Regions from separate parts of the Homo sapiens genome. Here region 2 is linked to region 1. A link is a loop called in an ENCODE intact Hi-C map of the cell type or tissue named here. Cell type or tissue: breast epithelium. All regions are shown on one strand. Each heading gives the region's core, and the rest is flanking DNA. Links, peaks and the distances in the headings are about the cores only. Region 1 has its middle 14 kb from the start of NUDCD3. Region 2 overlaps CAMK2B (calcium/calmodulin dependent protein kinase II beta).

Evidence for each region. Peaks named below come from ENCODE experiments on the same cell type or tissue, not always from the same donor. Only the 100,000 strongest peaks of a DNase experiment are listed, where the experiment ranks them.
Region 2: it touches region 1 in a loop (4-fold over the local background); 6 of 110 quality-filtered maps call a loop at or near these places.

What each region holds. Positions count from the first base shown.
Region 1 is chr7:44,501,790-44,507,161 of GRCh38, reverse strand. It overlaps the pseudogene RNU6-1097P. Among named protein-coding and RNA genes, the nearest start is that of NUDCD3, 14 kb to the right of the region's middle. In breast epithelium, for the core only: no CTCF peak of the experiment used is centred there; no DNase peak of the experiment used is centred there.
Region 2 is chr7:44,237,860-44,243,231 of GRCh38, reverse strand. CAMK2B (calcium/calmodulin dependent protein kinase II beta) reads left to right here. Exons shown (of 24, transcript NM_001220.5): 9 at 578-672; 10 at 892-1,014; 11 at 1,449-1,532; 12 at 2,483-2,525; 13 at 3,569-3,643. Among named protein-coding and RNA genes, the nearest start is that of YKT6, 40 kb to the right of the region's middle. RefSeq lists enhancers at 1,806-1,905, 1,926-1,995, 2,156-2,355. In breast epithelium, for the core only: CTCF peaks have their summits at 1,891 and 2,097 (motif pointing left); DNase peaks (open chromatin) are centred at 1,791 and 2,071; H3K4me3 peaks cover 550 bases; H3K27ac peaks cover 399 bases.

The sequences.
Region 1 (5,372 bases), core at 196-5,195:
TCTGATGGTTTTAAAAAGAGGAGTTCCCTTGCACAAGCTCTCTCTCTTTGCCTGCTGCCATCCATGTAGGATGTGACTTGCTCTTCCTTGCCTTCCACCATGATTGTGAGGCTTCCCCAGCCACATGGAACTGTAACTCCAATTAAACCTCTTTCTCTTGTAAATTGCCCAGTCTAGGCTATGTCTTTATCAGCAGTGTGAAAACAGACTAATATACTTACCTTGGAAAGGCCTTGTGATCCATGGTGACATCTTGTCCCTAAGGAAAGCATCTTACCATGAGTTCCTCAAATTGTTGATGTACTGATTAATGTGTAACCCTCTGACACTGGGAAGAACACTGATTTATTTCTGAATCATAAAGTTTTATTGATTGTCTTGCATGTAGACATTTTAGCTTGTATGTTGCAATCTGTATCCAACAATTGTAACCTCTGTATTGTACCCTCAAATGAAAGAGGAAAAAACTCTTGTATGAGGAGTCCCCTCCCTTCTCCTAAACTTTCCTATAAAAGCCTTCTACCTTGTAACAGACTGGAACATTCCTAACATTGTTGGTGTGTTTCCTAAGCGGATTCTCACATTTGGCTTCAAATAAACCTTGATCAAATTAGTGCTGCCTCAACAGCCTTAATTTCAATCAATAGTACAAGCCTCTGTTTTTCTATTTAATCACTACTTTAAAGGTAACCTTTGGAAAATATTTAGGCTCTTTACAAATTTAATTAATTGAACATATTTTAACTGCATTTATAAAGGTAATAGTCTCCATTTTCTTCCTAAATACTCTGCATAAGAAACAAAATCTTCCCATATACTTAACTCTTTTAAACCTAATAAATTAAATTTATGGAATATCATTAATATAAAGTTTTTATAGATGTTGTAACACTGCACATAGATTTAGCAACATTTCAATTTACAATCTTAAGCTTATATGAAATACCATTTTAAATTGGAATTATACAATTCTTACACTAATAGACCAAATACTTTAAATGTTACAAGCATATAAAATACGAAATATACAAAAATTTCCCCCCATCACACAAATATTCTTACTAAGGTTTTGCTTCTTTGAAACCTTTCTATACACATTGTATTAGTCTGTTTTCATGCTGCTAATAAAGACATACCCCAGACTGGGTAATTTATAAAGGAAAGAGTTTTAATTGACTTATAGTTCAGCATGGCTGGGGAGGCCTCAGGAAACTTACAATCATGGCAGAGGGGGAAGCAAACATGCCCTTCTTCATATGGCACCAGTGGAGAGAAGAATCAGTGCCCAGTGAAAGGGGAAGCCCCTTATAAAACCAGCAGATCTCGTGAGAACTAAATCACTACCACAAGAACAGGATGGGGGAAACCGCTCTCATGATTCAACGATCTCCACCTGGTCCCTCCCACAACACATGGGGATTATGCAAACTGCAAGTCAAGATGAGATTTGGGTGGGGACACAGTCAAAACCTATCAACCTAACATCCTTTTCCTCTCCCCTTCCTTCCTTCCTCCCTTCCTTCCTTCCTTCCTTCCTTCCTTCCTTCTTTCCTTCCCTCCCTCCCTCCCTCCCCCTCTCTCTCTTTTTTTCTTTTTCTTTTCTTTCTTTCTCTCTCTCTCTCTCCCTCCCTCCCTCCCAGGCTGGAATGCAGTGGTGCGATCTCGGCTCACTGCAACCTCTGCCTCCCAGGGTTAAGCTATCCTCCCACCTCAGCCTCCTGAGTAACTGGTGGGACTACAGGCGTGTGACACCACACCCAGCTGATGTTTTTGTATTTTTAGTGGAGATGGGGTTTCAGTATGTTGTCCAGGCTGTCCATACCCATTTTTAAGTGAGTTATAAATGGGGTTCAAAGGTCATACTCCCCTTGAGGAAGACAATCATCATCTCAGATAACCAAGGTTGCCTATGCAGTAAGGAAGAAGTAAGTCATCATTCCGGGTAACTAAATTTACCTAAGACCAAAGACATCAGCTGAGAGTGAGACCTGGAGTCTCAGGCATCGGGAGTAGTTATCTCACTGCTAACTAAGTTTACATGGTGAGTCAAAAGACCCAGAATACCCAACACAATATTGAAGGAAAACAAAGTCAGAGGACTAACACTATCTGACTTCTAGACTTACTATAAAGTTATAGTAATGAAGACAGTGAAAGAACTGGTAAAGAACAGATAAATAAATCACTGTAACAGAATATAGAGTCTAGAAATAGACCCAAATAAATATAGTGAAGCAAAGGTAGACTTTTTTTTTTTTTTTTTTTTTTTGAGACAGAGTCTCTCTCTGTCACCCAGGCTGGAGTGCACTGGTATGATCTTGGTTCAATGGGACCTATACCTTTACCATGAGAATCACTGGGTTCAAGTGATTCTCATGCCTCAGTGTCCTGCATAGCTGGGACTAAAGGCCTGCAAACATGCCTGGCTAATTTTTGCATTTTTAGTAGAGATGGGGTTTCACCATGTTGGCTAGGCTGGTCTCAAAGTCCTGACCTCAGGTGATCCACCCGCCTTGGCTTCCCAAAGTGCTGGGATTACAGGTGTGAGCCACCATACCCAGCCAAAGGGCAGTCTTTCCAACAAATGATACAGATACAACTGGACATCTATGTGCAAAAACATAAATTTAGACACAGACTTTGCACCCTTCACAAAAACTAACTGAAAATGGATCATAGACCTCAATGTAAAATTCAAAACTATAAAACTCCTAAAAGACAACATAGGGTAAAACCTAGATGACCTTGGGTGTAGCGACCTTTTGATACAACACCAAAGACATAATCCATGAAATAAATAACTGATAAACTGTAATTAATAAATTTTTTTTAGCAGTAATAGAATGATGAGTGTTATTTCATTAAAATTTAAAACTTCTGCTCTGCAAAAGACAATGTCAAGAAGAAGAAGACAATGGCCAAGTGCGGTGGCTTATGCCTTTAATCCTAGCACTTTGGAAGGCCAAGGCGGGTGGATCACTTGAGGCCAGGAGTTTGAGACCAGCCTGGCTAACATGGTGAAAACCTGTCTCTACTAAAAATAGAAAAATTAGCTGGGCGCAGTGGTGCACACCTGTAATCCCAGCTACTTGACAGGCTGATGCACAAGAATCGCTTGAACCCAGGAGGCAGAGGTTGCAGTGAGCTGAAATTGTGCCACTGTACTCCAGCTTGGGCAACAGAGCGAGACTCTGTCTCAAAAAATATATAAATAAATAAAATTTAAAAAGGATGAGAAGACAAGCCACTGCCTGGGAGAAGATATTAGCGAAAGACACATCTGTGCTGGCTTCAGCAGCACACATACTAAAATTACAATGGTACAGAGAAGATTACCATGGCCTGTGCACAAGGATGACATGCACATTTGTGAAGTGCTTCAGAATATAAAAAAGAAAAAGATCTATCCGATAAAGAACTTTTATTTAAAATCTAAATGGACTCTCCAATACAATAATAAGAAAACAAATAACTCAATTAAAAACTTAGCCTTACCAAAGAAGATGTACAGATGGCAAACAAGCATATGAAAAGATGCTACATGTCATATATCATCAGGGAAATGATAATTAAAACAACAATGTGATACTGCTACACATCTATTAGAATGTCCAAAATCTGGAACACTGACAACATCAAATGCTGGTAGGGATGTGGAGAAGCAGCAACTCTCCTTCATTACTGATAGGAATGCAAAATGGTACAGCCACTTTGGAAGACAGTTCTTCAGTTTCTTCTAAAACTAAATATATCTTACCATATGATCCAGCAATCACATTTCTTGGTATGTACCCAATGGAGTTGAAAACTTATGTCTACACAAAAACCAACACATGGGTGTTCATGGCAGCCTTATTCATAATTGTCAAAACTTGGAAGTAACCAAGATGTCCTTCAGTAGGTGAATGGGTTAATCCCCACAATGGAATATTATTCAGCATTAAAAACAAATGAGCTATCAAGCTAAGCTATGAAAAGACATGGAGGGGCCGGGCACGGTGGCTCAAGTCTGAAATCCCAGCACTTTGGGAGGCCGAGGTGGGCAGATCACAAGGTCAGGAGTTTGAGACCAGCCCGGCCAATATGGTGAAACCCTGTCTCTACTAAAAATACAAAAATTCGCCGGGTGTGGTGGCAGGCGCCTATAGTCCCAGCTACTCAGATGGCTGAGGTAGGAGAGGAGATTCACTTGAATCTGGGAGGCAGAGGTTGCAGTGAGCCGAGATCACACCATTGCACTCCAGCCTGGGCAACAAGAGCGAAACTCCATCTCAAAAAAAAAAAAAAAAAAAAAGAAAAAGAAAAAGAAAGAAAAGAAAAGAAGTGGAGGAACTTCAAATGTATACTACTAAGTGGAAAAAGCAAATCTAAAAAGTCTACATCTGTCTGATTCCAACTATATGACATTCTGTAAAAGGCAAAGCTATAAACACAATAAAATGATCGGTAGTTTCTAGGGTTTGGGGTTAGGGGAGTTGAATGGGCAGAGCACAAAAGATTTTTAGGCCAGGGAAACCACTCTATATGATATTATAATCATGGATGCATGTCATTATACATTTGTCCAAATCCATAGAATGTACAACACCAGAGTGAGCCCTAATGTAAACTAAGGATTCTGGGTGATATTGTAACAAATGCACCATTAATTGTAACAAATGTATCATTTTGTACCTTCTGATGGGGAATGTTGAGAATGAGAGAGGCTATGCATGTGTGGAGGCAGGAGTGGGTATATGGGATATCTCTGTATCTTCCTCTCAATTTTGCTGTGAACCTATAACTACCTAAAAAAGTCTTTTAGAAAGCCCAGTAGTTTTTTGCTTCTCTTTATGGGTTGGTTTCCTTCTCTCAAGTGAAAAATGGGCTTCCTCCATGTAGCAGATGATATGGCTTCTCTCATCCCAGAGAAGAGAGTTCTTTCTTGTCAATTACAGCCAGAAAAATCTCCAAGAAGGATTTAGATGGTCCTAGTTTGCTCCCTCCCATCCCTCTTCCTTTGGATCTCAGATCAGAAGTGACTTCTACTGGGATGCTGCCCTGTTACCCCAGTCTTGGTCGGGTCCCTGTTATGTGCTCCCACTATACCATATCCTTCTCCTTCCTAGTCTTCATCACAGTTTGAAGATGAAAATTCATTGGTGGGGTTACATGGCTCCCCCATGTCTGATTCCTCCTCTAAACTGTAAGCTATAGGGGGCAATGACTTTATTTTTTTGCTTACCATTGTGTTTCTAGCACCTAGCATCTGGCACATAGGCACACAATAAATATCCATTAAATAAATGACTGAAATAAACAGAGGGCTCTTTTGCTCTGATTACTCTGAAGAGCAATTATTACATAGCAGTGACAGCTTAGTGTATTCTCAG
Region 2 (5,372 bases), core at 78-5,077, 260 kb after region 1:
TGGTGCGGGGCAGGGCCTCGGGTGTTTCAGGACTTCCCACCTACATCCTGGAGTGTGCAGTGGCCAGCACGTCTTGCTCTCATCTGGGTTTATCTGTGTCAGACCTGCCCTTGAGCTGCCCTGGCAGGGGTCTGCCCACACAGCCAAGAGCCCCCTTTCCACCCAGATTAGAATTGCTCACATGAACCTGGCGCACCCCAGTGCTCGCCTGCGCTCAGCAGAGGTCTGGTCCAGAAGTGTGGTGGGTGGATGGGAGTGGAGAAGAGAGGTCAGGGGCTGTTGGGCCATGGGCAGGGCCACCTCCTTGGGTAGGGGTCTCCTCCCACAGAGGTGGGGAGCAGCAGAGGGGCTTGACATCACCCTCATCCCTGTGATAGTGTGGGTGTGGGGCAGAGGTCAGGGGGCCGGCTGTGCCCTTCTACCCCAGTGTCTGCTGCACAGGTGGGGGCAAAGGAATGCTGAGGACCCCAATGCCCTCCCAGGGCCACAGGAGCTAGGCAGTGAGGGTGCAGGGCATGGGCTTCATGGACGGTGGCACCCTGCAAGTGGCTGCGGTGCTCACAGGCCCCATCCGCAGGGGTGATCCTGTACATCCTGCTCGTGGGCTACCCACCCTTCTGGGACGAGGACCAGCACAAGCTGTACCAGCAGATCAAGGCTGGTGCCTATGACGTGAGTGCACCAGCCCCTCTCTGATGAGCTCCCTTCCTCCAGGTGTGGCCGGGTGAGGGCAGCGTGGGAAGAGGCTAGGAGTGGGGTGAAGCCACCTGTGGCCAGGTCCTGGGTCCTGCTCTCCCAGATTCGTGGCTGGAGATGAAGCCCCTTGGAGAATTCTTGCCCCTGCCTGAGAGGGAGCTTCAGGCCCGGCCGGGGCGCTGTTTCCTTCTGCAGTTCCCGTCCCCTGAGTGGGACACCGTCACTCCTGAAGCCAAAAACCTCATCAACCAGATGCTGACCATCAACCCTGCCAAGCGCATCACAGCCCATGAGGCCCTGAAGCACCCGTGGGTCTGCGTGAGTCGCCCTTGGTGCCCATGGTGGGGAGGGGGCTCCTGGTGGAGATGGCCTCAGACCACTCCCCTGGCAAGGACCCCAAGAGGGTCCTGTTCCTGACATCCAAGAGCTCCCTTGGGTCCCCTGGGTGCTCCTTGTGGCCTCTGGCTTGGGACATACCAGCACGTTTGTGAGGCCTGGGGCTTGGAAGGCATTAGAGGGTAGAGGTGATCCCTTCCTCCCAACTGCAGTCCTGTCTGTGAGGGGCAGAGTGGACGAGGCAAGGGAGAGACGAGTCTTGAAGTCCCAGGCGGGTGGGGACAGACAACCCTTGCCGCAATGGTGGCCGGTGGCTCTTGGCAAGTGGGGACCCCAGGGTGCCACAAGCCTTGCCACCCTGGCCTCTCCCCTGTGCCTCGGGCTCGGCTGCCATATGACCACCCATTTCCCCACAGCAACGCTCCACGGTAGCATCCATGATGCACAGACAGGAGACTGTGGAGTGTCTGAAAAAGTTCAATGCCAGGAGAAAGCTCAAGGTGAGGCCCTGGCCCCTAGTCCCAGGCACGGCCATGCTTCTCTGTGTCCCTCTGGGCTGGAGCAGGGGGGCCTTGGGGGGTCTGGGCAGACCTAGGGGTTACTGCTGCCCCCAAGACTGACTGTTAGCAAGTCCCAGACTGGATGCATCAGGTGAACTCAGGCCAGCTTGGGAATGAGTCCAGAGGGGCCCTGGGCCAGGTGTGGCTCCTCCTAGTTGTCTGTGCCACCTCCTAGCAGCCCTTGGAGGAGCTGTCCTGAAGCGCTCGCTGTGGGCTCCTCACCCGGGCTCTGCAGGCAGCACTCACCCTCTGGCAGTCACACTGTTTAGTACAAGCAAGTCCGAAGCTTCCGGCTCAGACAGGTTTGGTAAGGAGAGCAGAGCCACACACACTGGTCTTGGGTGGGCTGGGGGAGTTCTGGGAGGGAGGTGGGTCCCAGTAGGGTATCCAACCTGCCTGCTTTGGTCAGGGCTGGCTCCGGTGACCGCACACTGGCAGTCCCTCTACTTGTGGGTTCCGGGATGGGGACTTGTTGCCTGACTGCCCTCTGCTGGTCTCTGAGCAGTTCTCCCCGGAAGCCCCAGGACTGTTGCCCTGTCTGAGCCTGTCAGGAAAAGAAGGGGCTGTCAGGGAGCTGGACCCCAGAGGAGCTGCCGTGGTGACCAGCTGTTCTGGTGACCCCTGAGGCTTGAGGGGTCTTGAAGCAGCTAGAAGCTGTAGTTGGTCAACAGGTTTAGGCCCAGGGTGTGTGTAGTTCTGGAAATAGGTGATCTGTCTCAGTGCGGCTGCTGGCTTCCTGGAGCTCTTGCCTCTCTGGAAGGCTGAGGTCATGTCAGCCTCATGACAATGAGGCTGAGCATCTGGGCAGGAGGACAGGGGTCTTATCCTGGCCAGAAGCCAGCAGGGAACACTGATGGGATAGCCCCGGTTTTATCTGTGTCTCTCCCCAGGGAGCCATCCTCACCACCATGCTGGCCACACGGAATTTCTCAGGTGAGCCTTTCTTCTCCAGGGAGACAGGCGCTGCCCCCTCCCTGCTGGCCCACGCAGGAGAGCGCCTCCTTCCTCACCAGCCTCTCCACTCCTCCTCTGCGGCAGGCCTGCCCTCGGCGTCTGCCCTCAGCTCTGAGACCCACTGCCCACCTGGCCCCGCTGGGCTCCCACCTTGGGTGATACCACAGGGTCCAGCCCCCCGAGGCCATCACCTTCGTGCTGGGTCTGTGTCCCTCCACCCCCTGAACACGAGCGTCTGTGCTGCCCCACTGGGGCTCACAGCATCGTGTGTGTCTGTCCAGGCGTTTGTCGGGCATCTATGTGGCCTCCTTGTCATTTTGAGTGCTCTGAACATTGTGTTTTGTGCGGGAGGTGGGCAGAAGGGATGCGGGGTGATGCGGGAGGCTCGGGGGCCTCCTTCCAAGTTCTGGATGAGCTGCAGCCTCCTGTCCCGGCTGCTCAGGGTGGGTGGTTGGGAAGCAAGTTCTCTTGGCAGGGGGGTGGGGTCTGTTATAGACCCCTGAGGCCCAGGGCGCTGGCAGACCCATCGGGCATGATGTTAGCCCCGGAGTGGAGCCGGCAGCCCAGGTCTGGACAAGCTGTACCTGTGGCTTCTCCGTCGTCCGACACTCCGTGTGCGAGCGTCTGTGATCCGTCTCTCTCGTTGTCCGTTTGCATCTGGTGCCCCCCACCCGCCATCCTGTTACTTTTGCTGTGATGCTGTAATGCCGGGAACGCGTGCACACGGTCACACCAACACTAATAGGACTGTCCTGTCTGCTGTGTGCTCACCACACCCTTTGGGCATGAGAAGCCCCCACTGGGGTTTTCTAAGGAGAAAGGAGGCAAATGCTTTTCCGTGTCAATCAGTCCAATCTTGTTTTCACTCTCTTGAGCAAAGGATTCTGGAACCATCTGTCACCTAAACTTTAACTCTAATCTTCTTCTGCTTCCTTTGTCTCTTTTCTTCCCTTACCTCGCCCACCCCTCGTCTGTGTCCGCCCACCCCTCCCTTCCCCTCGTCTCTAACCCGGTGCTAACAGTGGGCAGACAGACCACCGCTCCGGCCACAATGTCCACCGCGGCCTCCGGCACCACCATGGGGCTGGTGGAACAAGGTAGATGTGTCTCGACCAGCGTCCCGCCCGCTCCCGCCCGTCCCTCCTGCCAGCATGCAGCCCCCTGCTGCACGCAGCCGCTGGCCGGGCTCCAGAGCCGCCCCAGAGGCCGCCAGGCCCCCGGGAGCCCCTGCTCCCGTGTGGTCACATCCCAGCAGAGCCCACCACAAGGGCAGGGAGGCAGCCCCCAAGGCTCCTCGCCTGTAAGAGGAGGGGCTGGGCTAGGTGGCCCCTGGGCTACACCAAGCCCTTCTGGTCCTGGCCCCCGAGGTCTGGGGGTCCGGAGACCCCCATTAAGAATGGCCTGGGCCCACAGGGAGCCACTGGGCCTGCTGCTGGGGGGTCTGAATCCTGAAAGGAGAGCCTTGAGGAGCAGAGCCAGAGAGGCAGAGGCCCTTGGGGCAGACACACACCCTGCCCCTCTGGGGCCGCATGGAGACGGTGGTCTGTGCTGCTGAGTCCTACACATGCATGTCTGCCCTGAGCATCCCCCCAGGACAAGCCGCTCTGGAGTGGGTGAGGGTTTTATGCACCCTGAGGAGACTTTCAAGGCTTCCTCTTGGGTTGTTTCTGCAAAGTCCTCCTCCCCTGGCCTCAAACCCTGTGAGGGAAAAGGCCGGCACTGGCCACCTGCTCCTCTGGGCTGTGCGGGGCCAGAGCCAGAGGCCCAAGTTGGCTTCTGCCCACCTGCTGGCTTGTGACCATGGGCAGACCCCATGAGGGCTAGGCGACCCCAAGACCTCCTTGCAGCTCCAGCCTGAGCTGAAGGCTGGTGAGAGCTTAGGGCAGGCCAAGCTGACAACGCCTGGCCACAGAACACAGAGGGCTACAGGGGTGACCCCAGATCCTCCCTGGGCTGAGCTGCTGAGTTCCCTGTCGGTGCCTCCAACGTGGGCTGGGGACCCGGCAGAGGTTCCAGGGTGCTGGAGACTGCCTTCCCCAGGCCTCCTCATGACCCACAGGGTGAGCAGCCTGGCCTTCCCAGCCAGAGAACCCTCCTTCTGGGGAGGCCCAGGGCGTCCTCGGGGAGGGCAGTCTATTCTCCTCCCATGAGCCCAGTGGACGTGTCTAGCAGGCAGCACCCCGGGAGAGCCCTCCCACGTCTTCTCCATTTGACAGGCCTTTCCAGAGCGCAGGCGGGAGGGGGCTGTGATTAGAAAAGAGTGAGGCTAGTGGCTTCTGGGGAGGCACTGCTGCCCAGGGGACAGTGCTGAGAGACAGCTGCCTCTACGCTGCCCTGTGCCCGGGGCTCCCGCTGCAATGCCCGCCTGTCTGCAAGTGAACGTGGGGCGACGGTGCATGAGGCCCTGCATGTGTGGCTCCACCCTGGGCGCCGAGAGCAGCTCTGTCCTGGAGGGTGGTCAGTGCATGTGGACAGAGCCCAGCATGGCTGTCCTGGGTGACCAGCTAAGGGGACAAGGCAGAGGCAGGGCTGAGAGGACCACCCATCCTGCTAGGTCAGCCCAGCTCAGCCATATCACACGGCAGTGAGCATGGAGCTCAGTTCTCTGCCAATGGCAGCTGAGTCTAGTACCATCCAGTCAGAGTCTGGTACCAGCCCATGTGGCATAGCCCCCTCGGCCCGCAGAGAGACCCCGTCTGTCGAGTGTGCTTCAGTTTGGCCTCTGTGGTCTCTCCTGCATTGATCAGGTGTAAGGGCATAGGAGACCCAGTGTCCGGCCAGCTGCAGGGTGGCAGCAGTTGCCCCGGCCTGGAGACCCGGGAATGG